2 separate regions of the Homo sapiens genome follow, and region 2 is linked to region 1. A link is an interaction called in ENCODE POLR2A ChIA-PET data of the cell type or tissue named here. Cell type or tissue: endothelial cell of umbilical vein. All regions are shown on one strand. Links, peaks and the distances in the headings refer to the core of each region. The heading gives the core; the rest is flanking DNA. Region 1 holds the start of EVI5 (ecotropic viral integration site 5). Region 2 overlaps DR1 (down-regulator of transcription 1).

What was found. Peaks named below come from ENCODE experiments on the same cell type or tissue, not always from the same donor. Only the 100,000 strongest peaks of a DNase experiment are listed, where the experiment ranks them.
Region 2: POLR2A ChIA-PET joins it to region 1 with 6 read pairs; 2 of 35 experiments call an interaction of 5 or more read pairs at or near these places.

The regions. Positions count from the first base shown.
Region 1 is chr1:92,782,512-92,799,400 of GRCh38, reverse strand. EVI5 (ecotropic viral integration site 5) reads left to right here and starts at 14,293. Exons shown (of 20, transcript NM_001350197.2): 1 at 14,293-14,565. RefSeq lists an enhancer at 13,893-14,172 and a silencer at 14,443-14,712. In endothelial cell of umbilical vein, for the core only: no CTCF peak of the experiment used is centred there; a DNase peak (open chromatin) is centred at 6,900; H3K27ac peaks cover 815 bases.
Region 2 is chr1:93,362,567-93,378,550 of GRCh38, reverse strand. It overlaps DR1 (down-regulator of transcription 1), which reads right to left. Exons shown (of 3, transcript NM_001938.3): 3 at 9,058-15,984. Among named protein-coding and RNA genes, the nearest start is that of DR1, 25 kb to the right of the region's middle. In endothelial cell of umbilical vein, for the core only: no CTCF peak of the experiment used is centred there; no DNase peak of the experiment used is centred there.

The sequences.
Region 1 (16,889 bases), core at 5,038-9,037:
AGCCTTGACATCCCAGGCTCAAGCAGTCCTCCCACCTCAGCCTCCTTAGTAGGTGGTACTACAAGCATGCACCACTATGCCCGGCTGATTTTTTATTTTTTGTAGAGACAGGGTCTTTCTATGGTGCCCAGGCTGGTTTCAAATTCCTGGGCTCAAGTGATCCTCCCACCTTGGCATCCCAAAGTGTTGGGATTACAGGTGTGAGCCATCACACCTGGTCATTTTAGGTTTCTTTTTTTTTTTTTTAATGAGACAGAATCTTGCTCGGTTGCCAGGCTGCAGTGCAGTGGCGCGATCTCGGCTGAGATCACAACTTCCGCATCCCAGGTTCAAGTGATTCTCCTGCCTCAGCCTCCTGAGTAGCTAGGATTACAGGTGCACACCACCACGCCCGGCTAATTTTGTATTTTTAGTAGAGACAGGGTTTCGCCATGTTGGCCAGGCTGGGGCTACAGGCGCATGCCACCACACCCAGCTAATTTTCGTATTTTTAGTAGAGACAGGGTTTCACCGTGTTGGCCAGGATGTCCTCGATCTCTTGACTTCGTGATCCGCCCGCCTCGGCCTCCCAAAGTGCTGGGATTACATGCGGGAGCCACCGTGCCCGGCTGGCCATTTTAGTTTTAATAATTTTTATATTTTTCTAACTTAAAAAAGGTACTAAAATCTCTTACAGCTATTATTTACGAATATAGCATTCATTATTGTTATTGTGATTATTTTGTATGTGTTTAATCTCATTTGCAATATAAGCTCCTGGAAATCAAAGATTTTGTCTATCTTATTCACTACTCTATTCTCAGTACTTGACCTTGTCTTGCATGAAACAGATATCGAATAAATATTTGTTAAATGAATGAATGAATGAATGAAAATACTGATACCACATTTAACAATTCTACAAGTATTATAGGTTTTACCATCTAACAAATAAAATAGATTGTGTAGGGCAGAGTCACAGCCAACCTGTCATAAAAGAAAATGCAAATGAAAAATAAACCTTTGTACGTATAGGTGCTAAGATTTTGGGGCTTTTGTTAATGTAACATAACCAGCAAAAGCTCAATGATACGGCATATATAATATACACATACAGATGGACCAGCAGATGAGATTCCAAAGATAGTTCAATAAGCATTAACTACACCCACACACTTCATTCCCTAACAGAAAGAATGGAATTCTTGTTCACTAAGATCTGCCTCAAACATTACTTACTTTGTTCCTCTGGCTACTCAAGTATTTAGTCAGAACTCTTTTCTTTCCTTTTTTTCCCAGGCTGGAGTGCAGTGATGCCATCATAGCTCACTGAAACCTCTAACTCAGGGCCCAGGGAATCCTCCTGCCTCAGCCTCCTGAGTAGCTGAGACTACAAGTGCCACCTTGGGTAACAGTCAGACTCTGTCTCAGTAAAATAAAATAAAATTAGCCACCATGCTCGGCTAAATTTTTATTTTTAGTTTTTTTAGAGACGGGGTCTTACGTTGTTGCCCAGGCTAGTCAGGACTCTTGATTGCATATGACAGAAACCCAACCCAACCTTTCAACCTGCTCCTCCCTCCCAGTCTCCGTAAATGGCAACTCCATCCTTAAAGTTGCCCAAGCCCCAAATCTCAAAGTTAACCTTGCGTTCTCTCTTTTATCTCATAGCCAGTCTGAAGGCAAATCATGTTGGCTGAAAATATATCCAAACTTAATCACTTCTCATCACTTGCACTTTCCACCATAGTTCAAGCAATCATCATCTCTCAATATCTTCCAACTGGTCTCCAGGTTTATACTGCTACCCCCTAGAGAATTTACTTCACAGCAGCCAATGCTTTTAAACATAAAACATGAGTCAGAAAGCTGGGCACAGCTGCATGCACCTGTAATCTCAGCTACTTGGGAGGTTGCAGTGTGCTTTGATTGCATCTGTAAAGAGCTGCTGCACTCCAGCCCAGGCAATATAGCAAGACTCTGCCTCTTAAAACACAAACACACACACACACACACACACACACACACACACCCCATAGAAGTCAGATGTCACTTTGCTTATCCATCCAATTTAGAATAAAAACCAAAGTCCTAAAAAGGCCTATAGGGCCTTCTATGTAATCTGATTCTGTTTTCTCTGATTTCATATCCTAGTATTTGTCTTGCTTACTCCATTCTAACCACACCACTGGTCTCCTTGTTCCTTGAATATGCCCAGTGCATTTCTGCCTCAAAGCCTTTGTACTTGCTGTTCTCTCTGTTTAGAATGCTCTTTCCTAGATATGGCTTGCTTGCCCACCGTCACCTTTTTTTTTTTTCTTTTTTGAGACCGAGTTTCACTCTTGTTGCCCAGCTGGAGTGCATTGGCACGATCTCAGCTCACTGTAACCTCCGCCTCCCAAGCTCAAGCCATCCTCCCATCTCAGCCTCCCAAGTAGTTGGGATTACAGGCATGCACCACCACACCCAGCTAATTTTTGTATTTTTTGTAGAGACTAGGTTTTGCCAACTTGCCCAGGCTGGTCTTGAACATCATGAGCTCAAGCGATCCACCTGCCTTGGCCTCCCAAAGTGCTGGGATTGCAGGCGTGAGCCACTGTGCCCAGCCCCCACCACCTACTTTGTGAGGTCTTCCCTGACTGTCCTGTTTAAAATTATAATAACCACCAGGTACAGTGGCTCATGCTTGTAATCTCAGCACTTTGGGAGGCTGAGGCAGTTGGATCACTTGAGCTCAGGAGTTCTAGACCAGCCTGGGCAACATGGTGAAACCCTGTCTCTACCAAACAAACAAACAACAACAACAACAAAAACCCAAAAAATAAAAAAACCCAAACAAATGAAAAATAAAAGTTAGCTGGGCATGGTAGCATGTGCCTGTAGTCTCAGATACTTGGGGGCTGAGATGGGAGGATTGCTTGAATCCAGGAGGTTGAGGCTGCAGTGAGCTCTGATCTCATTCCACCTTGGGCAACACAGTCAGATCCTGTCTCAATAAAATAAAATAAATTTGTAATAACCTTTCTTCATACTCCCTTTCTCCTTCACTCATACCATCTCATATCATATATATTATATATGTATTTATTAATGTGTTCAACTTATTTTTTCGACTAAGTCAAATCAAGATTATTTTTCTATTTTATTTTTCTTTTCCAAGATGATCTAAATTCCCAGAAGGTATCATTTTCTTTTTTCATGTATATTTTGTTCATAGATATATTTTTAATGTATATTTTGTGGAAAAATATACATAACCTGAAGTTTGCTGATTTAACCATATTTAGGTGTATAATTCGGTGGCATTAAGTATATTTACAGTATTGATAACCACCATCACTACTTAGTTGCAAAACTCTTTTATTGCCCCACCAGAAACTGTCCATTAAGCACTAACTCCTCATTCCCTGTTCCCCCAGACCTTAGTAATCACCATTTTACTTTCTCTCTTTATGAATTTGACTACTCTAGATACCTCATATAAGTGGAAGAATATAATATTTGTCCTTTCACGATGGATTTATTTCACTTACCATAATGTTTTCAAGGCTCATTCATGTTATAGCATGTAGCAGAACTTCATTCCTCTGTATGCCTGAATAATATATTTAATTGTATCACATTTTCTTTTTTTTTTCTTTTGAGACTGAGTCTAGCTTTGTCACCCAGGCAGGAGTGCAGTGGTGCGATCTTGGCTTACTGCAATCTCCGCCTCCAGGGTTTAAGCGATTCTCCTGCCTCAGCCTCTTGAGTAGCTGGGATTACAGGTGCCTGCCACCACGCCTGGCTAATTTTTTTGTATTTTTAGTAGAGACAGGGTTTCACTGTGTTGGCCAGGCTGGTCTCGAACTCCTGACCTCAGTGTGTCACTTTTTCTTTATCCATTTATTTTTTGATAGACATTTGGATTGTTTCCCCCTTTTGGCTATTGTAAATAGTGCTGCTATGAATATTGGTGAAGAAGTATCTATTTGAGCTCCTGTTTTAAATTCTTTCAGCTTGGAGTGGAATTACTGAATCATATGGTAATTCTATTTTTAACTTGAGGAACTGCCAAACTGTTTTCCACAGTGGCTGTATCAGTTTACATTCCCACCAGCAATGCACAAGGGTTTACATTTCTCCACATCTCACCAACATTTGTAATTTTCTGCTTTTTTCATAACAGCGTTCTAGTAAGTGTGAAGTGGTGTATCATTTGGTTTTGATTTGCTTGTCCCTAATCACTAATAACGCGGTGCATCTTTTCACGTGCTCATTGCATATCTTCTTTGGAGAAATGTTCAAGTTCTTTGCTACCCCCTACCCTTTTTAAATTTGAGACAGGGTCTCACTCTGTTGCCTAGGCTAGAATGCAATGGTGCATTCACAGTTTCTATGTAATAGGAATTTAGCAGCAGCTTGCTGACTGGTTCTGACTTTTGGTTTTTCATGAGATTCAGTCTGATGTGAGCTGGTACTGAAGTAATCTGAAGGCTTGACTGGGGCTGAAAGATTTGCTTTTGAGGTGGCTCATTGGCATGGCTGTCAAGTTGGTCCTGAATGTTGATGGGAGGCCTTAGTTCTTTTCCTTCACAGAGCTGTTCACACATGGTGGCTGGCTTCCCCTAAAGCATGCAATTTAAGAAAACAAGGCAAAAAGTGCAATAACCTAGTCTCAAAGGTTATAATTGGTCACTTTTTTTTTTTTTTCTTGAGACAGAGTCTCGCTCTGTCGCCCAGGCTGGAGTTCAGTGGCGTGACCTCGGTTCACTGCAAGCTCCACCTCCCAGGTGCAAGCAATTATCCTGTCTCATCCTCCCTAGTAGCTGGAACTACAGGGGCACACCACTATGCCCGGCTGATTTTTGTGTTTTTAGTAGAGATGGGGTTTCACCATATTGGTCAGGCTGGTCTGGAACTCCTGACCTCAGGTGATCCACCTGCCTTGGCCTCCCAAAGTCCTGGGATTACAGGCATGAGCCACTACACCCAGCCATAATTGGTCACTTTTGCCATATTTTATTGGTCACACAGACAAGCCTTATTCGATGTAGGAGGGATTACACATGGATACATAAATGAATACCAGGCAAAGAGGATCACTGGGGGTCAAAAGCAAGGATCACTCAGGGTCAAATCAGAATGGCTACCACCTGTACATATTTCCAGTGCCTAGAACAATGCCTGGTACAATATGTTAAAAAAAAGTTTGATAAGTACATGAGTCCTTCCTTCTTTCCTTTTTCCCTTCCTCCTTCTCTCCTTCCTTTGAAGGTTATGGGGGTGGTCACAGCATTAAAGAAAGATTAGAACAGCAAAGGCTTAGGAAAGGCAGGATTACTGGAACCGGGGATTTTAATATCCTCAGGATATTCTCCATCTCATTTAGCTTCTCTGAGTATAGCCAGGATCTCCTTAGAGTTTCATCCTTAGAGCTTTATAATGAGAGGGCACAGGGCTTTTACTTTTCCAGCTCTGGTTTGAAAAACCCCAGGGCAGGATTCTCCCAGGCATAACCCCTTGAATCAATCAGTATGATCAGGGAGTTAAGGTAATGTGACTGGCTTTGTTTGAGTCAGGCATCTATACCTGTTAATGGAAAAAGATGGAAGGGGGTATTGACAATAAAAATAGTACAACTCAGCCATGCTAGGTACTCCCCTTTCTCTATGTTCCCACCATTATATCTTGGTACAACAGAACATATAATGTTATTGTTCATTTACTTGTTCATATGTTTGTCTTCTATACTAGACTACACATTCTTACACTAGAATGTGAACACAGGTACCACATTTTTGTAGCTCCAAATGATATAGGTTTTGTAGTCAAGAGAGACTCATGGTTGCATTTTTGCTTTTTCCTTCTACTAACAATGTGACTTTGGACCAGGCATAGCTTCCCTGTCTTTTAAATGGGCCAAATAATAGTTGTGTCATGTGGAAGCACATAACATTATTTCTGACATGCTGTAGGAGCTGAAAATGTTAGTTACTGTCCTTCCTCTTAGGAAAGTAGCTGACATAGTTGAATAATTTTAATATATTTGTGAATAAATGAAGGAGTAAATAAATTCAGCATTCTTGGCGACTGGCTTGGGGATTCACTTGTAAATGGGGATAACAATAGGATTATGATAAAGATTAAGTGAGATGATAGATGAAAAGCGCTTCCACAGTGCCCAGCTATGGTAAGTGCTTTAAAAGCATAAGCCATCAGCAACTTGGGGGTGTTCACCTACAGTCCCAGCCATTCAGGAGGCTGAGGCAGGAGGGTCACTGGAGCCTAGGAGTTCAAGGCCAGCCTGAGAAACATAGCGAGACCCTGTCTTTAAAAAATGAAACAAAATGGGAGCCATCATGAGAGAGGTAATCCTTTAAAACCAATATATCAGATCTCCTAGAAAAGAATTGGAGAAGTGGCTTTCTCTCTATTTAGGTACCTCTCACAAGCTATATCACTTGCTTCTGTACTGCATAGTAAACTCTCAATAGCCTCTGAGTAACAAACTGCAATATCCATTAATAGAACACAACATAGCCTGCAGAATTCCAAAACCTCAGGTAAAGAATGAGAAAAAAAAAAAAAAAGACAAAGAGGAAAGTTCTACCAAATTAATAATTTTGTCTAGTGTCAGAAAACACCTAATTATAGAAGTTTCTAGCCAATGCCTCAGCGTCGGCACTCAAACACAATAACAATTGTAACGTCATTCTGAGATAAGTCATAGAAGGAAGGAAGGAGGGACAGAAGAAGGAAGATGGAAGAGGGAAGGAAGGAAGGAAGGGAGGGAGGAAGGGGAGAAAAGAAGGAAAGAAGGAATGAAAAACCAAAATCAATTAGCATACCTAAGACAAAAAGGCTTTGGTTTCAGCATTCCTAATCCTCCACATTCCCAGCTCCCTACTACCTAACAAGTGTATAAGGTGGAACTGAAAGGGTGTTAAATGGGTGGATCCCAGTGGCAATGTCTTTGTTAACACTGCCTATGAGTCAGCTATAAATTCAATTCAAATCCCCAGTCTCTCTGTCTTCTCTGCTTATCATGGTTACCAACAAAATGACTGCTGCCTTTAGAAACCCTAGTGGGAAACAGGTAAATGTGTAAAACGATGTTTGATTTTATATTAAAACTTATAAAAATGTAATTGCTGTAACAGAAAGTAATTTGTTATTGAGTTAGGATTTGTATATTTCGCTTAATCTTCAAAACACAGGAACAGCTTGTTAACATTTCTTCAGTTTTATTTTAAGACTGTTATCTCATTGTACTGCAGCCATTCGAGTGATGAACAAAATTTATGAAGTGTTAGGTTTAATTCCATACCTGCAAGAAAGGTATTTTAGTAATTGGCTTTTTGTAATTCAACACTTGCCGCAATTCTCTCCTAGCTGTAATTGGCTGCTGTTTACGTTTCTTTGAATATACACATTCACAGAGGAGACCTAGCATGTCTGTATGGGCTTCACATTTCTCATATGGAGAAGAAGAAAATGACTGGTTACCATAGCATTTGTTCACAAACTCTATTTGGTGACAGTGTTGATGGTTGCATGGCCTCTCAATGATTTCAGAAGTGTTGCCTCCCGTCGTGTTTGGGAACACAGTTCATAATAAAAGCTACATAAATTTTTCTGTAAAGTATCATGTTCCTAAAATAGTTTCCTCACCTCATCCTTTTTTTTTTTTTGGTGGAGGTGGGAGAAACTGCTAATTAACATTAGCTAATGTTTGTACCTGGCTTTAATTAGACAATTTCACACGAAATCAAAACACATCTCACGTCGCATCTATGATTGGGACTCTTATTTTTATTTGCTTGATGAAGAGACTGAAGCTTACAGAGGTTAAAAGCCAGACTATTAGCAGGTGTCAAAATCAGGATTCTTCTAATTCAGTCTTTTTTATTTGTCTTTTTGTTTTTGCACATTGGTGTTTTGTGGCTTTGGAAAATAGCAATTACAATAGCTATTATTTTTGAATATTTGTTATACACATGGCATATATTATTCCACTTAACTGTCACTTCAGTGCTTAAGTAGATATTATTATCTCCAGTTTATGAATGAGAAGATTGGAGCTTGAAGAGCTCAAAGGGGTTGATCACGTTTTTGGCAAGAACACTTGAAATTTTAGGTCACAGTCTAGTCACTTGCATGAATGTAGAAGTTACTAGTTCCTAGATAATTGGATAGTTTAAGTGGAGTTACTACCTCTAGTTCCACCAAATTTTCTCTTGCTTTAAAACAAGTATTTTGCAAAGTCAAGAAATGAATGAATTTCTCCTTTTGGTGGGTAGGCTAGAAACTGGCACACTATTGATGTCCCATTCTGGTGACTCAATTTCGAAAGTTTTTTGGGCTGACAGTGTTAATGTGTAGTATCACATATAGAAATGATGTCTGAGCTGTAGATCCAGAGAGCTTGTTCTTTCCCATAGTCATGGCAGATCTAGTCTCCACCTGTGCACAAGTATCAAGAGATAAACAGAATTGTGTGTCTCTTAATAATGTTCTTTCCTAAGATGATGTCAGAGTCTTCTAAAGAATGCATACGGTGGAGGTAAAGTGGTAAAGTGGTGAGGTTAAAGCTATTCTTTCCTTTTTTTTTTTTTTGAGACAGGATCTTGCTCTGTTGCCCAGGGTGCAGTGCAGTGCATTGGCGTGATGTCAGCTCACTGCAACCTCCACCTCCTGGGCTCAAGTGATCTTCCCACCTTAGCCTCCCTAGTTGCTGGGACTACAGGTGCACGCCACCATGCCCTGCTAAGTTAAAGCTATTCTTATAACTCCAGTGCATGGAGGCCATAGCTTTTTATTTGAGTACCTTTCAGATTCATATTGTAGAAAGTAATGAGCCTAGTAATGAATAGCTGTCACTATTTCATTGTGAGCCTTCATTTAAAAAAAAAAACCAAAAAAAAAAACCAGTTTTGAACATTAGTAGGAGTTGAAATGGAGTGTTATGTCTCCTTTTTCTTTAATAGTGCTACCAATAGGACTTTCTGATGAGTGGAAATGTTCTATATTTGTGCTGTCAGACAGTAGCCACTAGCCACATGTGCTATTATTGAGCACTTGAACTATGTGAGTGTGACTATGAAACTGAACTTTTAAGTTTATTTATTTTTGAGACAGGGCCCCACTCTGGCACACAGGCTGGAGTGCAGGGGTGTGATCTTAACTCACTGCAACCTCCACCTCTTGGGCTCAAGTGACCCTCCCACTTCAGTCTCCAGAATAGCTACAGTTGTGCCAACATACCTAGCTAATTTTTTTATTTTTATTTTTGTACAGATAGGGTCTGACTATGTTGCTCAGGCTGGCCTCAAACTCTTGGCCTCAAGTGATCCTCCTGTCTTGGCCTCCCAAAGTGCTGGGATTACAGGCATGAGCCACCATGCCTGGCTTAATTTAAGTTTAAATGTAAATAGTCACATGTTGCTAGTATCTCTAGTGGTTGCTGTATTGGACAGTGCAAACCTAGAATGTAACTGAGATGGTCTAGTTCTCTAAAAAGCTCCCAGGGTGAGGGAGGAATATTGTTCACAGTGGGTTTGACTTCTCTGGTGAGTTCCTTCTTTGTACCTTGGGTTGTTTTTTGCCTTTCAGAGGACTGTCTCCCTTGCATTTCCTTTCTGTGAACAATGGAGCTAACATGACTGACTTAAACACCTTTGGCAGTTTAGAGCACGGTGTTCCAGGGTTTAACCCTTGCCAAGTTTAGAGGGGTTCCCCTCCCAGACAGTGACCCAAATCAATGCTAAGGCTGTACAGTATCAGAACATAGAAAACTTTGAATTGCTCACTGAATTTACCGCAAATAAAACTATCTGAAGGCCAGGCGCGGTGGTTCATGCCTGTAATCTCAGCACTTTGGGAGGCTGAGGTGGGCGGATCACAAGGTCAGGAGATTGAGACCGTCCTGGCTAACATGGTGAAACCCCGTTTCTACTAAAAATACAAAAAATTAGCCAGGTGTGGTGGCAGGCGCCTGTAGTCCCAGCTGCTCGGGAGGCTGAGGCAGGAGAATGGCGTGAACCCAGGAGGCAGAGCTTGCAGTGAGTCAAGATCTTGCCACTGCACTCCAGCCTGGGCGACGGAGCGAGAAAAAAAAAAGAAGAAGAAGCTGAGGCAGGAGGATGGCTTGAATTCAGGAGTCCAAGTCCAGCCTGAGCAACATAGTGAGACCCAGTCTTTTAAATTAATAAAATAAAATGAAACCACAAACCTCAAACAAACAAAAAGACAAAACAGGATTTCAATCATTGTGAAGCTCTCGATCTAGTAGATGAGTAATGTATATAAACCAAAATATTACAATTTCAGAGAAGTGCTACAGGGCCTAATGTTTAACCACTTCTGGCATTCAACTGACTGTGTTAAAAACTCTGCCACCACTTTCCAGGGGTATAAATTGAGGTAAGTTATTTGGTATTTATTAAATTTCAGCTTCTTCATATGCAAGGGGGTTATGATAATAATACCTACCCCATGAGGACAATATGAGGATTAAACGAAATAGTGTATGTATACAGCCTTAGCCAATACCCATACATGTTGAGTGCTCAACCAGGTGTTAGCTATTAGATTTTAAAATTTTATTTAATTTTTATGGGGTTTTTTTTGTTGTTGTTGTTGCTGTTGAGACAGAGTCTTGCTCTGTTGCCCAGGCTGGAGAGCAGTGGCGCGATCTCGGCTCACTGCAAGCTCCACCTCTTGGGTTCAAGCAGTTCTCCTGCCTCAGCCTCCCGAGCAGCTGGGACTACAGGCACACACCACCACGCCCAGCTAATTTCTGTATTTTTAGTAGAGATGGGGTTTCACCATGTTGGCCAGGTTGGTCTTGAACTCCCGACCTTGTGATCCACCACCTCGGCCTCCCAAAGTGCTGGGATTACAGGCATGAGCCATCATGTCCTGCCTAGTTTTTTTTTTGTTTTGTTTTGTTTTGTTTTGTTTTTGAGATGGAGTCTCTCACTCTGTCACCTAGGCTGGAGTGCAATGGTGCAATCTCGGCTCACTGCAACCTCCGCCCCCCGGGTTCAAGTGATTCTCCTGTCTCAGTCTCCCGAGTAGCTGAGATTACAGGCACACGCCACCATGCCCGGCTAATTTTTTTTTTGTATTTCAGTAGAGATGGGGTTTCACTGTGTTGTCCAGGCTGGTCTTGAACTCTTCCGCTCGGGCAATCCACCCACCTTGGCCTCCCAAAGTGCTAGGATTACAGGTGTGAGCCACTACGCCCGGCCACTATTTTTTATAGTTTTTAAGGTAAAATTTACATTCACTGAAATGTTACCTGCATATTTTTTGATAAGTGAATATACCTATGTAACTCACATCCCTATCAAGATAGAGACCATTTTTACCACCCAGAAATTTCACTCATGTACCATCCCAGTCAATCCCCTGCCACAGGGAACCACTGTTATGATTTTTTTTCACCACAGATTAATTTTCTTTTCTAGAATTTCAAATAAATGGAACAGTATGACACTCTTTTGTGTCATTTATTTATCTTCACATAGATAATTCACATACTTTGTGTCATTTATCTTCACATAGATAATTCACATACTTTAAGATAAAAAAGGTACAATTTTAAACCTTTTGGGCATGCAGTAAAAATCTCCTTCCCACTGGTACCCACCAGTCACCCAGTCTTCCTCTCTCTTTCTCTCTCTTTTTTTTTTTTTTGAGACAAGATCTTTCTCTGTCGCCCAGGCTGGAGTGCAGTGGCACGATCATGGCTCACTTCGGCCTCACCCTTCCAGGCTCAAGCAATCCTCCTGCCTCAGGCTCCCAAGTAGCAGGACTACAGGTGCCTACCACCACACCTGTCTAAATTTTTTTTTGTATTTTTTTTTTGTAAAGATAGGGTTTTGCCATATTGCTCAGGCTAGTCTTAAACTCCTGATCTTAAATGATCCGCCGGCCTCAGCCTTCCAAAGTGTTTAGATTATAGGCGTGAGCCACCGTGCTTGGCTCAGTCTTCCTCTCTTGAAGCAATCAATGTTATTAGTTTTATGTGGGCCATCCCATGTCTTATCATTATTAATTCAGGTGCTTACAAAAGGCTCTTTGAGAACTGTTTTAAAGGTTACCCAAAGAATCTTGTGACAACCCAGCTAAAATGATATAAAATCAGTTTTAACATAACTGAAGTTTTTAGATTCTGATTCCAAATGTCAGATGGTGACATTTTACCTTTCTCTGACTTTATGCCAAATTTAGTTTAAGTTTTAGCATCTATAATTTTCATTTACTGAACAAATATATATTTAACAAATATGAAAATACAACCATGAAACAAACAAAATCAAATCCTGGACTTAAGGAGCTAATAGTAAAAAATTCACCAATATAACTACCCAATTACAGTTTCATGCGATGTGAAAGGAGTAAGAGACCACCATAGGGAGGTCAGAAGATGCTTCTCAGAGGTGGATACTAGAGCCGTTGTCAAAGGATGAGGACTGGGAGAACTTTCTGGGCACAGAGCAAAGCATGAGTAAAAGCTCTGTTGAGGCCAGGAAGCCGGTAAATAGGGAATAAAAGAGGCTAGCGTGGCTGGAGCACAGACAGCAGGGTGGAATTGGTCTGAGCAGTGAGAAGAGGTGGAGAGGTGGGCAAGGCACCTGGCCATTCAGGGCTTGGTTAGTTAGGAGGGTTTTTTCTAAGAGAATGGGAAAGTGTTTAAGTGGTTTAGGCTGGGAAGTGACAGGGTCACACTGTTATTTTGAAAAAGTCACTCTGCCTGTTGTGTTGAGATTAGAGAGGGGATAAAGGGAATATGGGTAAACCACAAGAAGACTAGGTCAGTAATCCCTCCACCCCCACTCCCCAGGTGAAGGTAGCCTAGACTAGGGTGGTGATGGAGGAAATAGGAGAGGACAGATTCAAGGACCATTTGTAAGGGAAAAACCAATAGAATTTGCTGACGGATGGAATATAAGAGGGGAGAGGTACATTATCAAGGATGTAGCTTAGTTTTCTTATACAAGGATTGAGTTGCAATAAAATTGTTAATTGAAATTTCTTTAAATAATGGCACAACCTAAAGTTATGCAAACATATGCCTCAGATAAAAGTTCAAGTTTTCAAAGTTTTTAGCTGGGTGGAGGGCATGGCTTTACTTCCTATTTCTTGGTATTTCCTAATCTTGTTGAAAAAAAAGTAAGGTTTTTTTTTTTTTTTTTTTCTGAAATGCTTAGTTCAGTGGAAACCCATCTGCGAATTCTGTCTTATAAATTTAAATTTAAAAATAGGGATACTAATTTCTAGACAAATAATTCCGGAGTTTCTTGTGCTGCTAATTATTATAATTTTTGTCCCTTTTTTTTTTTGAGACAGAGTATCGTTCTGTCGCCCAGGCTGGAGTGCAGTGGCGCGATCTTGGCTCACTGCAACCTCCACCTCCGTGGTTCAAGCAATTCCCCTGCCTCAGCCTCCAGAGTAGCTTGGCTGGGAGTACAGGCGCACGCCACGACGCCGGGCTATTTTTTTTTTTTGTATTTTTAGTAGAGACGGGGTTTCACCATGTTGGCCAGATTGGTCTCCAACTCCTGACCTCAGGCAATCCGCCCGCCTCGGCCTCCCAAAGTGTTGGGATTACAGGTGTGAGCCACCGCGCCCGGCTGTCACTTCTAAACATATAATGAAAGTAATCTGTATTGCCTTTTTACTTTTTCTTGCCTGCTTTTCCTGGACCAGAAATTAATAGGCTGTTTCCGTCCCAAACAAAGTACTTTCCTTCTAAGAATGTCTTCGTTGACGCTGGAGGGCTGCCCGGCTGAATCTTACGTATTCGTGCCCATGTTCTGCCCCCTGCAGTAGTCTGCATAAACCCAATGCGAAGACACGTGTAAGAGTACATTACAATTACAAGTGTCATTTACGCGTTGATTATTGTTTTTGCGAGTGCCCTAAGGCCACCTCTGGGGGAGCTCGGGGCTGCCTTCCGAAGCATGCGCGTCAGCACCGCGTGCCAGGGCCCTGAAAGTCAGGCTCCGCGTCGGTGCGGCAGCGCGAGGCCTGCAGTCCTAAGCTCGGGGTCGCTTCGGGCCCCCGAGGGGGTGTGTCTTCTACCGTTTTAACATGGAAGGGGCGGTTCCAGTGGCCGGGGAAGTCGGCGACTTGCAGGACTGAAGGCTGGTGCTTTGAAAGAGAGGCGGAGGGCGAGAGCGATTTCCCCGCCTCCTCTGCACTCCGTCCAATCCCTTCGCCTTCTCCTTTTCTCGGCCGGCCCGCCCGGCCCCTAACCTGCTCCAACCCATTCTGCGGTAGAGGCTGCCGGGTCTCTTTAAGGCCCTCCCGCGCCTGCGCCTTGGGCTCTCCTGACGCGGCCGGGCCGGACCCCGGAGGAACCAGCTGGCCAGCTGGCAAGGGGCTGGCTGCAGTTCCGACAGCGGCGGTGCCGGGAGGGGTAGGTGAGGGTCGCGAGGCGGCCCTGAGCTTCTGAGTGAGCGTGGTGCTTTTGGGAACTCGGGACGGGCGACCCGTGGAGCCAGGAGCGGGGCCGAGGCGCTGAGACGCGGCGGCGCGGCTGCCGGCTGGATGGGAAGTTAATGTTTACGGCGAAGTCTACTCAACGTTTCCAAGGTGAGGGGCGCTGCGCCAGGCCGGGCGGGCCGGGAGGCCGGGCGGGCGGTGAGTCCGTGTTCCGCTGGCGCACAGCTGGGCCGAGGCGCGGCGGGCGGGGGCCGCCGCAAGTTTTGCTGTGGGAGCGGGGCGGGCGCGCCTGGCCCCGCCAGGGCCTAAGTTCCCTGCACTCGCTTCCTCGCCTGTCGCCGCCGCCGCCGCCCGCAGCCCTCCTTCTCGTGGGCGCTGGGGAAGAAACTCGTCGGCGGGTCTAACTGTGGCGTCCCAGGGCGGTGGAGGGACGGAGCAGCTTCGGGGGCACGTCCTCGTAAATCCCGTGGAGGACACTGACCCTGCACCCCACCCTCGAGGCCAGAAGTCGGTTCCCTTTGGGGACCTGAGGGGCGAGAGCACTCGCCCCCCTGACTTGCAAAGTTGGCGTCTTTACTTGGCCTCCGGGATTCTGCGCATGGCGTGTCTCCAGGCTGCTGATGGGCAAGACAGATGTGCCAGGTCCAGAATGAACTTGAGAAGAGTTTGTAGCCATTCCTGAATCACCTTATGACTAGTGGGGCAAGCCTCAAATTAACCTCAGGATTTCCGGTAGGTTGGATTGTGGTGTTGGTGTTTCCACTCAAAAGAGTTGCTGTGATTTCCCTGTGTCTGTCTGTCTGTCTGTCTTTGGGGCTTCTTAGATCATCTCATTTGGCATCCTTTCACCCAAGAGTTAAACCAAGCCTTTTGGAATGGTTTCCTCGCTTTCCTCCTATCTATTGCTGGTAGAGCTGCTTTCGAAAAGAAGTATTTTCTTGAAGTGGTATCTTTTCTTTGGGTTACAGTGTTGAATAATAAACTCCTTTCTTTGCCGAAAGAATGAATTCCAGTGCTTACTGAAGTTAAAGAAAAGTGATCTGCTGGTAGTTTTTAATCTTTGTTCTGAGCTGATGTAAGTAACTTTTTTTGTTTTAAAATTTTGTTAGTAGAATTTCACCAGTGTACCAGAAGCTCTTTTTCTTTTTCTTTTCTTTTCTTTTTTTTTTTTTTTTTTGACAGGGAGTCTCGCTCTGTCGCCAGACTGGAGTGCAGTGGCGACGTTGGTTCACTGCAACCTCCACCTCCTGCGTTTAAGCAATTCTCCTGCCTCAGCCCCGCGAGTAGCTGGGACTACAGGCGCGCGCCACCACTCCCAGCTAATTTTTGTATTTTTAGTAGAGATGAGGTTTCACCATGTTGGCCACGATGGTCTTGATCTCTTGACCTCGTGTTCCACCCGCCTCAGCCTCCCAAAGTGTTGGGGTTACAGGCGTGAGCCACCGTGCCCGGCCTTCTTTTTCTTTTCTTTTCTTTTCTTTTTTTTTTTTTTTTTTTTTTTTAAGGCTGAGTCTCACTCTGTTGCCTAGGCTGGATATATTCTCCTGCCTCAGCCTCCCGAGTAGCTGGGATTACAGGCGTACATCACCACGCCCGGCTAATTTTTTTTTTTTTGTATTTTTAGTAGAAACGGGGTTTCACCGTGTTGGTCAGGCTGGTCTCGAACTCCTGACCTCAAATGATCTGCCCGCCTCGGCCTTCGAAAGTGCTGGGATTACAGGCGTGAGCCAGCGCACCTGGCCCAGGTGGTCTTTTTTCTGTTCTAAAATGATAACTACGATTTCCGAGAACTTTGTGTCAAATAAATCTTAGAACTAAGTTATTGAAGTATAGAGAAAAAGTTCACAATTCTAAATGTGCAGGTGGTCTGGGTGCGGTGGCTCACGCATGTGATCCTAGCATTTTGGGAGGCAGAGGCAGGTGGATCACTTGAGCCCAGGAGTTTGAGACCAGCCAGGGCAACGTGGCAAAACCCCATTTTCTACTAAAAATACAAAAATTAGCTGGGTGTGGTTGTGTGCGCTGGTAGTCCGAGCTACCCAGGAGGCTGAGGTGGGAGGATCACCAAAGCCGGGGAGGTCGAAGTTGCAGTGAGCCTTGATCATGCCACTGCACTCCAGCCTGAGCGGCAGAGTGAGACCGTCTTTCAAAAAAAACAAAAACAAAAAACATCGCAGGTAATGAATTTTTACTAAGTGAACCACCAAAGATCAAGAAATAGGACATTACTAGATTGGAGTATGTACGTAGGAGTGGCATTGTTGGTTTTATAGGTACGTGGGTGATAAAACTCTAGTATTAGAAATTGTTGAACATTTTCCCAAAGTGGTTCTACCAATTAGCAGGGAATGTTCCGGTTACCCCACATCCTTGCTGGTGCTTGTCAGTTGAAATTTTTTTTGCTAGTCTAGTAGAGGTACAGTAATATATCAGTGTGGTTTCATTTTGCATTTTCCTGGTACTGAGGTTGAGTA
Region 2 (15,984 bases), core at 11,926-15,925, 570 kb before region 1:
ATACCTAGGTGCTCCAGTGTTGGGTGCATATATATTTATAATTGTTATATCCTCTTGCTGAATTGACCCTTTTTCATTATATAATGACCTCTTTGTCTCCTTTTATAGTTTTTGTCTGGAAATCTATTGTGTCTCATAGAAGTATAGCTACTCCTGTGCTTTTTGGCTTCCATTTGCATAAAATATCTTTTCCCATCCCTTTATTTTCACTGTATGTGTGCCTTTATATTTTCAGCCTATGGTGCCTTTATTTTCAGTCTATGTGCATCGTTATTTTCATTCTATGTCCTTCTTGTAGGCAAAAGATTATTGGGTCTTTTTTGCTAGTGTGTGTGTTGGGGGAGGGGGCTGGCAGGAGTTGGTTCTTGAGACAGGGTCTTGCTCTGTTCCCCAGACTGGAGTGCAGTGATGTGATCACAGCTCACTGCAGCCTTGACTTCCCATGCTCCAGTGATCCTCCTGCTTCAGTCTCCCAAGCAGCTGAGACCACAGGCATGTGCCACCATGCCCAGCTAATTTTAACATTTTTTGTAGAGAGGAGGTATCATTAGGTTGTCCAGGCTAGTCTCAAACTCCTGCACTCCAGTGATCCTCCAGCCTTGGCCTCCCAAAGTGCTGGGATTATAGGTGTGAGCCACAGTAACCAGCCTGGTCTTGTTTTGTTTTTTTTGTTTTGTTTTTTTTTTTTAATCCATTAAGTTACTCTGTCTTTTGATTGGAGGGTTTCATCCATTTAAATTCAATATTATTATTGATAAGTAAGGCCATAGTCCTACCATTTTGTTATTTGTTTTCTGGTCTTCCTTCTTTTCTTCCTTCCTGTCTTCCTTTTAGTGAAGGTGATTTTCTTTGGTGGTTGTTTCAATTTCATTTTTTGTGTATCTTTTCCATATTTTAAAATCTGAGTTTACCATGAGGCTTGCAAATAATGTCTGACAACCCATTATTTTAAACTGATGACAAATTAACATTGATTCCATAAACAAAGAGAAAACTAATAACTTTAACTCTGTCCCCAACTTCTTAACTTTTTATTGTTTCTATTTATCTTATTGTACTATGTCTTGAAAAGTTATTACTTTTTTTTACTGGTTCATCTTTTTGTCTTTCTACTTAACATATGGGTAGTTTACACACCACAGTTTACAGTGTTATTATATCCTTTGTTTTTCTGTGTAGTACTATTACCAGTGAGTTTTGTACCTTCAGATGGCATGATCTCGGCTCACTGCAGCCTCCACCTCCAGGGTTCAAGCAATTCTCCTGCCTCAGCCTCCTGAGTAGCTGGGACTACAGGCATGCACCACCATGCCCAGCTAATTTTTGTATTTTTAGTGGAGACGGGGTTTTGCCATCTTGGCCAGGCTGGTCTTGAACTCCTGACCTCAGGTAATCTGCCTGCTTCGGCCTCCCAAAATCCTGTGATTACAGGCATGAGCCACCACGCCGGCCAGGAATGTCTTTTCTTCCCTTCGCATTTGAAGGATATTTTCACTGGATATACTATTCTAGGCTAAAAGTTTTTTTTCCTTCAGCACTTTAAATATGTCATGCCACTCTCTCCTGAGCTGTTAGGTTTCCACTAAAAAGTCTGCTGGAGACATACTGGAGCTGTGCTGTGTTATTAATATTTGTTTCTTTTCTCTTGCTGCTTTTATGTTTCTTACTTTATCTCTGATCATTGGGAGTTTCATTTTTAAATGTCTTGAGGTAGTCAAGAGCCAATAATTCTTAAATTTGTCCTTTTGAGGGCAAATCTATATCTTGCAGGTGTGCTTCATTCTTTCTTATTGTTTCCTTTTGTCTCCTCTGTGCATAGCTTGTCTTCAAGCTTACTAATTCTTTTGCTTGATAAATTCCGCAGTTAAGGCTGATACATTCTTCAATATATCAATCACATTTTTCAACTCCAGAATTTCTGCTTGCTTCTTTTTATTTCAACCTCTTTGTTCAGTTTATGTGATAGAATTCTGAATTGTTTCTCTGTGTTATCTTAAATTTTGTTGAGTTTCCTCAAAACAGCTATTTTGAATTATCTGTCTGAAAGATCACATTATCTCTATCTCTCTATGATTGGTCACTTGTACTTTATTTAGTTTGTTTGGTGAGGGCATGTTTTCTTGGAGGGTCTTGATGCTTGTGGTTGTTTGTCAGTGTCTGGCCATTGAAGAGTTTATTGTAGTCTTCACAGTTTTGACTTGTTTGTACCCCTATTTTAGGCCCTAGCTTTGAGACTTTCTTCTTGAGAAGGCTTTCTAGGTATTTGAAGGAACTTGGGTGTTGTGATCTAAGTCTTTGGTCACTGCAGCCATATTTGCATTAAGGGGCACTCCAAGCCCAGTAACGTGGTGGTCTTAGATAAGTTCCAGAAGAATTATCTGGATTACCAGGCAAAGACTCTTGTTCTCTTCCCTTAGTTTCTCCCAAACCAATGTAGTCTCTCTTTATGCTGAGCTGCGTGGAGCTGGGGGAGGGGTGACACAAGCACCCCTGTGACACAAGCACCACTGGGACTGTGCTGGGTCAGACCTGCAGCCAGCACAGCACTGGTCCTCGCCCAAGGCCCATGATAAACACTGCCTAGCTACCACCTATGTTTGCTCAAGGCCCTAGGGCTCCACCATCAGCAGATGGCAAAGTCAAGCTTGCGTCCTTCCCTTTAGGGAAGCAAGTTCTCTCCCCACCCCCCACCCCAAGTCCTGGGCAGGTTCAGAGATGCCACCTGAGAACCAAGCCTGGATTTTGAAACCTTAGGAATCTACCTGGTGTTCTATGCTACTGCAGCTGAACTGGCCTCCAAGCCATAAGACAAAGTCCTTCTCACTCTTCCCTCCTCTTTCTACAAGCAGAGGAGTCTCTTTCCATGGCCACCACTGCCCCAGGCCCACAGTAAGTACCGCCTGTCTACCTCTAATGTTCATTCAAGGCCCAAGGGCTCTTCAATCAACTTGTGGTGAATGTTGCCAGGCCTGGGACTCTCCCTTCAGGGCAGTGGACTCCCCTCTCATCCAGGGCAGGTCCAGAAATGCCTTCCACAAGCCAGAGCCTGGAATCGGGGACCCCAAGAGCCCACTTGGTGCTCTACCCCACTATGGCCAAGCTGGTACCTAAAGCTGCAAGGCAAAGTCCTCTTTACACTCCCACTTCCTTTTCTCAAGCAGGAATTCTTCCCTGTAGCTACCACAGCTGAGAATGTGCTGGCTAACATCTAAGGTCAGTATGTCTCTGAGTCTCATTCGAGGCCTATGGTGAACATTGCCTGGGTACCCGCTGCTTATTTTTCACAGCCCAAGGGCTCCTTAGTCAGCAGGTGATGAATCCTGCCAGAAAGGCCTTTCCCTTCAAGGCAGAGGGTTCCTTTCTGGTCCACGGTGTGTCTAGAAATGTCATCTGGGAGTTAGGGCTTAAAATGGGGACCTCAGGAATCTGCCTTATGTCCTGAGGCATAAGGTGGTATCCAGGTTGCAATGTGGCTGAGGTGGTATCCAGGTTGCAAGGCCAACTCCTCTTTATTCTTTCCTCTCCTCTCAAGCAGAAGAAGCCTCTCCTAGAGCTGCACTGCCTTGGGTTGGGGGAGGGATGGTGCAAGCATTCCCTTTGCTGCCCAGCTGGTGTCTCGCTGGGTTGCATACCCCCAAGTCTACTGGCTCCAAGGCCAGTACAGCATGAGGAGTCGCCTAGGAACTGCAGTCCTTGTGGCCTAAGCTGCCTTTCAAGTTTATTTAGAACCTTTGCAGTGGCAAGGCTTGCCAGAACACAGGTTCCAACCTCTGCGGTGGGCAATTCCCTTCGGACTGGGGTTTGTGTAAATGCTCCCTCTGTGGGCACTGGCTGAATTCTGCCCAGTGTTGCTTTCTGCTGTGACATGACTGTGCAACTCATTCAATGCAAAGTCCCATAATAACTGTGCTCTCCCCTCTCCAGCACACAGATTCTCTCTCCATGCCACATGGTGCTGACAGGCAATAGAGTGGCTGGCAGTTCAGTCTAGGCCACAAGGGCTGCAATTCTTGGGCAAGTGCTCATGCTGTACTGGGCTTGGAGTCAGTGAACTTCAGGGGCATGCAACCCAGTGAGATGCCAGCTGAGCAGCCAAGGGAATACTTGCACCACCCCTCCCCTAACCCAAGGCAGCACAGCTCTGGGAGACTCCTTCCTTCTGCTTGAGAGGAGACGAAAGAATAAAGAGAACTTTGCTTGGTCAGCCACAGTAGGACAGGACACCATGAGGAGTCCTGAGGCCACCATTCCAGGACCTAGCTCCCAGATGACATTTCTAGACACATCATGGGACAGAAGGGAATCCTGTGTCTTTCCTACCCTCTTAAGTGCCTTTCAGTAATAAAAAGGTAAAGCCAGGTGTTGTGATCACTGACCTGATTTTTGGTTCTTATGAAGGTGCTATTTTTGTGTGGATAGTTGTTCAATTTGGTGTTCCTGTGGGGAGGATGATTGGGGAAGGCTTCTATTCAGCCATCTTGCTCCGCCTCACAGCGTCCCTGTTAGGGTTCTGTCAACTGTAGGCATTTGCAAGAGATTAAAAAGCTGAACGACATGGAAACAATCTTCTGGCTCAGGTAGTGGTGGTACCAGCAGACTATGGTACCCAACTGTCATAAGAGTAGGCTCCTGTAGAACCTGGATAGCAGCTGGACATTGGATCTTATGGTGGCAGCACTGGCTGCATGGGGGACAGAGGAGCACAACTCTGTTAAAGTCATCGTGTAGTATGGGTTGACTACTGGCTCCAGAGGAAGAAGTAGCTTACTATACTTCCTCATTTCTGGGCAACACCACCTCTTTTTGCTCCACCAGCCCTTCTAACAATTTCATCATTTAGTTTTGTCTATTAAATCCCTCCTTACTTAAAATATTGCAGGTGACTTCCATTTTTCTTTTTTTTTTTTTTTTTTTTTTTTGAGACAGAGTCTCGCTCTGTCGCCCAGGCTGGAGTGCAGTGGCACGATCTCAGCTCACTGTAAGCTCCGCCTCCGGGGTTCACGCCATTCTCCTGCCTCAGCCTCCCAAGTAGCTGGGACTACAGGCGCCCGCCACTACGCCCGGCTAATTTTTTGTATTTTTAGTAGAGACGGGGTTTCACCGTGTTAGCCAGGATGGTCTTGATCTCCTGACCTCGTGATCCGCCCGCCTCGGCCTCCCAAAGTGCTGGGATTACAGGCGTGAGCCACCGTGCCCGGCCGTGACTTCCATTTTTCTTATCAATTGTATGGCATAACATTTTATCTGGCATTCCTAGAATCAGAAAATGTGCTATGCTGGAAAAATTATTTTTCCAGGTAAGTTTAAACCTTTCAAGACTAAAATACCAATTTTCCTGAAATTTTTAATTAAATGTTTCACATATGGTCCTTTCTTCCTAAACAGAGTATTTGAAATACAATTTTTTTCTCCTTTTCCATTATCCCCACTGAATATTCACTATCTTTTGTGTTTTAAATGGTCTCAGGTTGAAGCTCTACGGACAGATGGTATGGTACTCTAGGTGAAATTAGTACTGACCAGAAGCAGATACTTACAAGTTCAATAGCAAATACCTTCACTGTTGCAGTTACTAGAGACAAAGAGTTGGTGACAACATGCTTACTTTTCCCTGGACACTCTGACAGAAAAATATCTAAGCAAATAAATGATAAGGAATGATGGACATAAAAATAGAAATATATACAACAGGCACAGATTATACAGAGGAAAAGACTACTGACTATAATCTGGAGATGACAGAAAAAGCTCTACATGGGTACTGAATTATAAGCTGCATCTTGCAGTATGAACAAAGGTTTGACAGGAAAAGAGCATTTCAAAGCAGGGAAGAACCTGTGCAGACAGGTGTGGTAGCTAGTCTCCAAAGATGGTTTCCAACATTTATCCCCATTCTATATGCTTATATCTTCTCCCCTTGAATCTGGACTGGCCCTGCAATTGCTCTGACCAATAGAATGTGATGGAGGAGCTGTTTTGGGACTTCTGAGCCCAGCACTTAGGAGGACTAGCAGTTTCTACTTCCTTCCCCCTGGTAACACTCTTGAGATGTTCATTCTTAGAATCCCACTAAGCTAAAGAAAGCTCAAGCCACATGGAGGAGAATCAGGGCGCTGCAACTGGCCACCCCAGCTGAGATCCCACCTGATAGTACCAGCTAATGGTCATACAAGTTAGCCATCTTGGACCTTTTAATTAATCCCTCAGATTAATTAAATAATATAGCATATGAAGAACTGCTCAGCTGAGCTCATTCAATTATCAGAATTGTAAGAGATAATGATTGTTGTTTTAAGCTGCTAAATTTTGAGGGTTTTTTGTTTGTTTTTTGTTTTTTTTTGAGACAGGGTCTTGCTCTGTCACCCAGGATGGAGTGCAGTGGCATGATCTCAGCTCACTGCAGCCTCAAACTCCTGGGCTCAAGCGATTCTCCCATCTCAGCCTCCCAAGTAGCTGGCACTACAGGCACATGCCACAATGCCGACTACTTTTTGTATTTTTTGTAGAGATGGGATTTCGCCATGTTGCCCAGGCTGGTCTCGAACTCCTGGGCTCAAGCAATCCACCTGCCTTGGCCCTCCAAAGTGCTGGGATTATAGGTGTAAGCCACTATGCCTGGCCAAGGTGATTTCTTATGCAGTGAAAAGGCCCTGTCTGGGTGCAGTGGGTCATGCCTATAATCCCAACAATTTGGGAGGCCAAGATGGGAGGATCACTTGAGCCCAGGGGTTTGAGACCAGCCTGGGCAACATAGTGAGAGCCTATCTCTCCTAAAAAAAATTAGCCAGGCATGGTGGCGCACACCTGTAGTCCCAGCTACTGGGGAAGAAGAGACCGGAGTGAGCTATGATCAAGCCACTGCACTTCAGCCTAAGTAACAGAGTGAGACCCTGTCTCAAAAAAAAAAAGGAAAAAAATAAGGCTCTGGCATGACTGAAAGTTACAGATGATCAAAGGAGTTCTCACAGTTTCTCATATCTGGGCAATCGTGCCTGCCTTGCCTTTTTTGCTCCTCCAGTTCTTCTTGTAATTTCATTACCTAATCCCTATATTAAATCACTTTTTGCTTGAAGTATCTTTTTTTTTTTTGAGACGGAGTTTTTGCTCTTGTTGCCCAAGCTGGGGTGCAATGGCATGATCTCGGCTCACCGCAACCTCCGTCTCCTAGGTTCAAGTGATTCTCTTGCCTCAGCCTCCTGAGTAGCTGGGATTACAGCACCCGCCACCAAGCCTGGTCAATTTTTGTATTTTTAGTAGAAACGGGGTTTCACCATGTTAGCCAGGATGGTCTCGAACTCCTGACTTCAGATGATCCGCCTGCCTCAGCCTCCCAAAGTGCTGGGATTACAGGTGTGAGCCACCGCGCCTGGCCTGCTTGAAATATCTTAAGGTGCTTCTGTTTCGCTAGCTAACCATGTGGAAAACATTTTGTTATCTTGTATTTCTAGAACCAGAGAATGCTATGCCAAAAAAATAAATTTCTTCTGATAATTTCAACCTTTTCAATATTGAAATACTGTATTCCTGAGTTTTTCTTAAATGGTTTATTCATGCACCTTTCTTTTCTTTTTTTTAGAGACAGGGTCTCACTCTGTTGTCTAGGTTAGAGTATGATACAATCATAGCTCACTGCAGCCTCAAACTCCTGGGCTGAAGTGATCCCCCTGCCTCAGCCTTCCAAAGCACTAGGATTACATATGTAAGCCACCATGCCTGGTGTAGACCTTTCTTCTTAAACACAGCATATGAAATGCAATTTTTTCTTCTTTTCCATTATTACCATTAAATATTTACCAAGTTCCTATCATGTATTGTATAGTTTTCTAGGAACAAATGGTATAGAGTATCAGGTGAACTGAGGGCTAACTACAAGTAGATTACTTGTAATTTCAAGTGCAAAAACCTTTACTGTGTCAGTTGCTAGGATACTGAGAGGATAATTAAATGGTCCCTGTCCTCTAGAAGCTCCCACTATAACAGAAATAGATTTGTCAACAAATAAATTATAATATGCTAGGAAGAATTCAAAAATAGAAATATCTACCACACATAATCAAAGAAAGGGTGATTACACATAAAAGTATCAGAGAAAACTTCATATAGGAGCTAAAATTTAAGCTGGGTCATGAGGTATGGTTTGAAGTTTGCCAGGTAAAGATGGGAAAAGGTTACTCCAGAGTTGGGAGGAAGCATGCACAAAGGTAGTTAAAGTGATAGCATTATTTAGCCCAGATTTCATTACGATTAAGAGATTATAGAAAACAAAGTTGAGGTGTGCTGTGAAACATACTTTTTATGTAATACTTAAGAGTTTGGACTTTATACTATTATCACCAAGGAGCAGAGAAGCCTCATATTCGCTTTCGTATTTCAGAAAAATAACACTGGTGGCAATGTGAAGGATAGACTGGGACAAGGAAGGACTGGCAGCAAGGCAAGTTAGGAGGCTACTGCAAGCTTCAGAAGAGAATCAATAAAGCTACAAAGTGAGGAATGGTAGTTGCCTAACCTCCAAGGCAGCATGATTAGAATTCTGTGTAAAATAATTCCTAAAATAGTTCTTTCTCCTAAAATAATTCCTAAAATATAAGGGTTATCCTTATATATTGATAGCTGCTGACTCATCAGTACCAATGAGATCATGATCCTTAATTTCAAATTAAGAACATGATCTTCAATTTCATTTATAGTAGTTATGGCTCATTTAAATCCTAAATAATGAGCCATAGCTACTAATTTATTTATTTTGCCACGTCCATTGCTAAAGTAGCTACTAGATGTTATTTCCTATTTGCACAACAGTAGGTTTGTTACTGGGATATGGAAAACAGGGAACTTGCAATTTAGAAAAACGCAATTTGGCCTTGTTTTTATTTTATTTTTACTCACCACTATACTAAAGGTGATGGGCTTGTTTTAAAGAGAAAGTGTACTCCAAAAGATTCCAAAATTCTGCAACATTTGGATAAGGATGAAACTAAAACCTGACACCAGGTCACTTTTTCTATAAGCTTTCTTTAGTATTTTGACCAAAAGAAAAGACATATGTAAAGCCTATACCACAAATCAACTTTATAAAATAACTTCTCATATTCTGCATAACACTGAGTGAATCATTTAGACAACAGTGGACAGAAAAAGGGAGCTGAAAATAGTAACAGACATTACCTCTGCTTCCTTAGAATGAGTTCTACAATTACCTTGCAAAAGCACACAATTTTGCTATCCTCAGGCAGGCTTATAATTTTTTTAAAAGATCTTCAAATAAAGGTCATTTATTTTAGTATTTGTTCCAGTATTTCCAGAGTATTTTTGGGGAAAAAAGTTCTAGTGGAAGAAAAATAGTTTTCATAATTACTTACATTGGGGTTCAAATCCTTCACTTGTTAGATGTTATTATATTACAGTCATCCCTTGGTATCCGCCAGGGATTGGTTCCAGGATACCCCAAGGATACCAAAATCCAAAATCCAAGGATGCTAATCATCTCTAGATTATAATATCTAACATAATGTAAATGATATATAAATATTGTTATATTATTTTTAAAATTTATACTATTTCATTGTTGGGTTATTTTTTGTTTTTTCCCCAAATGTTTTCAATCCATCAGTCCATGGTTGGTCGATCTATAGATGTGGAACCCCCAGACACAGAGGGCCAACAGTACTTAATTTCTTGGAATCTTAGTTTCCTCACTTACAACATGTTTATAATAAAGACAGACGAAATTTTGTAAGGGCTACTAGTATATGTGTAAGGCAACTGCACATGAAAACCTAACACTATTTGGCTTAGAAAACATACTCTATCCTATGTAATATACCAAATAAGTGTTTTGGAAATAAATACCATTGTTCTTCATAGCTTAACCACACTACTACACCCTACTACATGGATTCTAGAAGTTTATTAGTGACATAAATATGAAGTTAATGGCATCTTTTATAGGCACAACAAAAGAAACAAACGTATTAGAAGGTATTTGCATAATCAGACCATTTTGAGCCTGGTATGTTTTCCCCAGTAATTGGAGCATCCTTAGATGCCTTAACAACAAGGACAGTTTCTCCATCCTTTGCTGCATACATACTTTCTAATACTATCTCTCTCCTTCCACTCCCAATTCCTAATAAAAATCTCTGATTCACATTAAAAACTTATTCTGGCAAGTCTCCCTCTTCCACCTCTACTGCTTTCTATGTTAGTGACAAGTGCTATTCATATAAAATATACAAAGGCAAGAAACATAAAGTTAAAAGGAAACAGTATGTACTATTCTTCATACTCAATACATCATACATAAAATACGGAGTTTCATAAGTAAAACAAAATACTGCATACTGTATGTCTATTATTTTTAATGGTGTGCCTGTGTTACCAGTCTATGACTGGACTATCAATACTTACCCTCACAGAGGAAATAAACAAATGAAATAACATATGTAAAAAAACTATTACAAAAAGAGTTGATCCTCATTGTTCATATCACATACAGCAGGTCCTCAACTAATGTAATTTCTTTTTTTGTTTGTTTTTTTGAGACGAAGTCTTGCTCTGTTGTCAGGCTGGAGTGCAGTGTCGCGATCTCAACTCACTGCAACCTCCGCCTTCTGGGTTCAAGAAATCCCCTGCCTCAGCCTCCCAAGTAGCTGGGACTACAGGTGCACACCACCAAGCCTGGCTAATTTTTTGTATTTTAGCACAGATGAGGTTTCACTATGTTGGCCGGGATGGTCTCTATCTCCTGACCTCGTGATCCACCCGCCTCGGCCTCCCAAAGTGCTGGGATTACAGGCGTAAGCCACCACACCCGGCCTGTAATTTCATTATAACATTGATGAAAAACAATTATTTACAACCAGGGCCACTGTCTGTGTGAATTTTGCATGTCCTCCACATATCTGCATGAGTTTTCTCTGGGTATTCTGGTTTCTTCTCAATTCCCAAAGATGCACGTTAGGTGAATTGGTACAGCTAAATGGTCCCAGTATGCGTGTGTGTGCCGTGTGAGTGCGCCCTGTGATGAAAAGGCATCCTGTCCAGGGTTGGCTCCCACTTTGCTCCCTGAGCTGCTGGGATAGGCTCCAGCTACCCAAGACACTGAACTGAAATAAGCAGGTTGAAAAACGAATGAATACAAATTACTGTAAAACGAAAATTTGTAAAGTATATAATAATCATACAAATGCACAATAAATGATGCAGTATGAAAGCACTCAGCAAGCCCACTTTATTTCTTATTTTTTGTTTTTGAACTGCATGGTGGTAGGAGGTGCTCCTTAAAATTTTCACTTCCCAACAGTTATTCCTTGATTTAACCCACTAGCACTACAACTGCTGTCACTCACTGATTCGCCAAATATTGGGTAAATAATTTTTACTTTTTTTTTTTTTTTTTGAGACAGGGTCTCATTCTGTCACCCAGGCTGGAATGCAGTGGTACCATCACGGCTCACCGCAGCACCGACTGTGGGATTGTTTAATGCAGGGTTTATCAATAACAACCCCATAAACATTTGGGGCTGGATAATATATATATTTTTTTTGAGATAGGATTTTGCTCTGTTGCCCAGACTGGAGTGCAGTAGCGTGATCATGGCTCACTGCAGCCTCGACCTCCCAGGCTCAAGGGATCCTCCCACATCAGGCTCCCGAGTAGCTGGGACTACAGGTGCAAGCCACCACCTCTGGCTAATTTTTGAATTTTTCTGTAGAGACGGGTTTCACCATATTACCCAGGCTGGTTCCGAACTCCTGAGGTCAAGCCATCTGCCCACCTCGACTTCCCAGTGTTGAGATTACAGGCGTAAGCCACCATGTCCAGCCAATTCTTACTTGTTTTTATCCTTTTTAAATGTATATAAAGCTCATATTAATCTCAATGTTTAATTTTAGAAGTGTTTTGGGTCTTTATTAGAAATTTGGTAGTGTTTTTGTAACCAGAAATATATGCCATAGGGACTTAACTCTTATTTATATCAGTTCACCTATGGTAAAATTGATTTCATTATATGTTGTTTTTCTTAAACTCGCAGTTTCCCAGAACCTATCAACAACATTGAGGACTTATTGTATTATAAATTATCTTTATATGAATATAAAGACTTTCCCTATTTCAATTGCGAATATACAGATCTGTGCACTCAAAAATAACAAGCCTATTAGGACTCAAACAGTTATTTGTATACCCACGTTCACAGAAGCATTATTCACAATAGCCAAAAAGCAGAAGCAACCCAGTGTCCATTAATGGATGAACTGATAAACAAAATACGGTATTTACATACTACGGCATATTTGGCCTTTAAGAGGAAAGAAATTCTAATACATGCTACAACATGAATGAACTTTGAAGACATTATGGTAAATGAAATAAGAATGAATCCATTTAGATATCCAGAGTAGTCAATTCATAGAGACTGAATGCTGGTTACCAGAGGCTGAGGAGAGAGGAGGTAATGGGTGGTTATTGTTTAATGAATACATAATTTCAGTTTGGGAAGATGAAGAGTTCTGTAGACGGATGGTGGTGGTGGTTGCACAATAGTATGAATATACTTAATGCCACAGAATTGAACACTTAAAACTGGTTAAAGTGGTGAATTTTACGATATGCATATTTAATCACAATAAAAAATGCTTATTAAAAGATGTACTAGTTATGAAATAGCATACCTCATCTGTTTCAAACTGGGTGTGGCTAACAATGAGGTAGAAAAGCAGCAAGCAGGTACAGAGATTTATAATGGCTGCTCTAGGTCCTATCGGGTAAAGGGATCAGCAGATGTGAAGTCAAGAGTCTCCTGTAAGATTTGACTTTCTTGGAAACATATTTTAATCCTGGGCCTCCTCTTTCCAAATCACCTATTTCTTTTAGTCTTTTTGCAGTGATACTGTGTGTTGCTTCTAACAGAGGTTCAGTTTCACAGCCTTTCCCTCAAGTGTCTTATCCTAAAAGTAAAACCTAGATGATCTAAGGTGGTGGTTTTCAACAGGGTGCAATTTTGCCTCCTATACTCGCAACACCCAGGGACAGTTGGCTATGTCTGGAGACATTTTTGGGTTGTCACAACTGGAAGTAGGGTGGGGAGTGGTGCTAATGACATCAAGTGGGCATAAGCCAATTATGCTGCTAGAAATCCTACAATGCACAGGATAGGCTCCCACAAACAAAGACTTAACCAACCCCAAATACTAACAATGCTTGGTTTGAGAAACCCTGTTCTAAGGTTTTTCTAAGTTGCTTGATTTATGGTAGAAACTGATCATAAGTTAAAAGTTTCCTCCTTTTGGATTGCTTGAGCCCAGGAGTTTGAGGCTATGGTGCATTATGATTATGCCTGTGAATAGTCACTGTAATCTAGCCACTGCAATCTATATTAAGAAACATAGGCCGGGCGCAGTGGCTCACGCCTGTAATCCCAGCACTTTGGGAGGCCAAGGCGGGTGGATCACGAGGTCAGGAGATCGAGACCATCCTGGCTAACACGGTGAAACCCTGTCTCTACTAAAAAAAAACAAAAAAAATTAGCTGGGCGTGCTAGCGGGCACCTGTAGTCCCAGCTACTCAGGAGGCTGAGGCAGGAGAATGGCGTGAACCCGGGAGGCGGAGCTTGCAGTGAGCCGAGATCGCGCCACTGCATTCCAGCCTGGGTGACAGAGCAAGACTCTGTCTCAAAAAAAAAAAAAAAAAAAAGAAAGAAAAGAAAAGAAAAAAGAAAAAGGAAACATAGTGAGACCCTGTTTCTTTAAAAAAAAAAAAAAAGTTTCTTCCTCTTATTCCTTACTTTCTCTTCTCATTTATTTTGAGGAAATAGGATAAGAACCAGTGGTAATACTTTAGGTGAAAGGAGGCTACTTATGTTATCATTCTCTTCACCCTGGCCGATCCTAACCATGACACTTTATATCCTGGGGGATGGTGAAAAACAGAGGAGGTGGGGTAGGACTTGTGGTCAAATTGTTGGGGACAGAGGCAAAAAAGAAAACAGCAACAAAAAAATACAAATGAAGAAATTGGAAGGCAGTGCCTATGCCATCTGAATTGGATAATTCTTCCTAATGGCCATTTGGATATAGATGAGTTGGACAGACATAATTTAGAAACCTATATAAGGAAATATCATGCATTTTAATGAGGTTATAACCCAAAATTTAAAATTCAATTAAAAAATTAAATCACAGATTTTCCCACAACATACTAATTCAACATACTACTTACGATTACTTAAAATTTGCATTTTTTCTAAGGAGCAATAACCTAATGAGTATGTAATACTAATGTGTCAGTTAATAAGGGCAATTACTTTTGCTCTTATTTTCCTGTTATATGAAATTAACAACATACCTGCTGCAATATAACTCATTTGGTACAATTTAGGTGTTTCGAGAAATTCAACCCACTAAGATCATTAGCGTAATTCATTTTTATGCTACACATTAAAATGGTGCCTTCTTACAGTCACTTTGGAAAACTGTTTGACAGTAAATACTAAAACTGAAAATATACACACCCTACAACCTGGCAATTCCATTCTTAGGTTTATACTCAATGGAAATGTATACACTCACCAAAAGACATGTATAAGAATGTTCTACACAGTACTATTCATAATAGCTCAGAATTGAAAAATTCTCAAAAGACTATTAATGGGAGAATGAATAACTTTTGGATGTAATGAAAAATGGATAAACAAACGGAAGACTATACAGCAATGAGAATGAATGAACTACAAATACATGCAACAATAAGAATGGATCTCACTTTGGCAGGTTGAATAACGGCCTCCAAAGATAGCCAGCGTATGAATCCCTGGAACCTGTGAATGTCACTTATATGGCAAAAGAGATTCTGCAGATGTGATTAAATTAAGGATCTTGAGATAGGGGGATTATCCCTGCTTTATGCAGGTGAGCCCTAAACTTAGAGGCAGGGAAAGATCTGACTACAGAAGAGAAGATGATATAATGACAAAAGCAAGCTTTGATCATAGAGAGGAAGGGGTCACAAGCCCATAAATACAGGCCGTCACTGGAAGCCAAAAAAGGGAAGAAAACATTCTCCCTCACAACCTCAATAAAGAGCCAACCCTGCTGATACTTTGATTTAGGCCTAATGAAACTGATTTTTGGACTTCTGATCTCCAGGACTATAAAAGAATAAATCTGTGTTGTTTTAAGTCACTAAGTTTGTGGTAGTTTGTTACAGTGGCAACAAGAAACTAAAATATTCACAAAAATGATGAATGAAAAAAAGTGTATTATGTATGATTACATTTACATAAAATAAAAAACAGGCAAAACTAATCTATGATTTTAGAAGTCAGGATAGTAACTTTCAGCAAGAAAGAAGACAGTGTTAAGATGGGGAAAGAGGAGGGCTTCTGGGGTACACATAATGCTCTGTGTTTTGATCTGAAGACTAGTATGTGAGTTTGTTTAATTTGTGAAAACCTTTATTTGTGTACTGTTTTGTGTGTGTGTGGTATATGCAGTTTTAAAAACTGATGCCTTTTAAACACTTACTAATCTGATAATCTGCCGAAAAAGAATATATAACATATATTCAAGGGGATGGAAAAATACTTACTGAACAATAATTTTATTTCTCAAGAACGCTGAAGATTTTGTTTCTCTCTTCAAAAGATTTAAAAAATTTTAACTGGCAAAACATAATAGTGACTCTTAAATGCTAAAAAAAAAAAAAAAAAAAAAAAAAAAAGAAAAAACCTAAAAATAAAATATTGCATAAGTAAGCTTTGTTATGCCTCGATCTTAGGACTGTAAATTATAAAAATACAAGTAAAACCACATTTTTTGAAATAACAGTAAACAAAAACAAAAGGCAGGTACTACATACCAAATGACCAAAATGTCTTTTGGGCCTAAGATTCTTGAAAATAGTAAAAATGGTAATAATAGAAATCTCTCTATAGAACATTAAATATAAAAACCATTTATAAAACACATCACAATTTTATT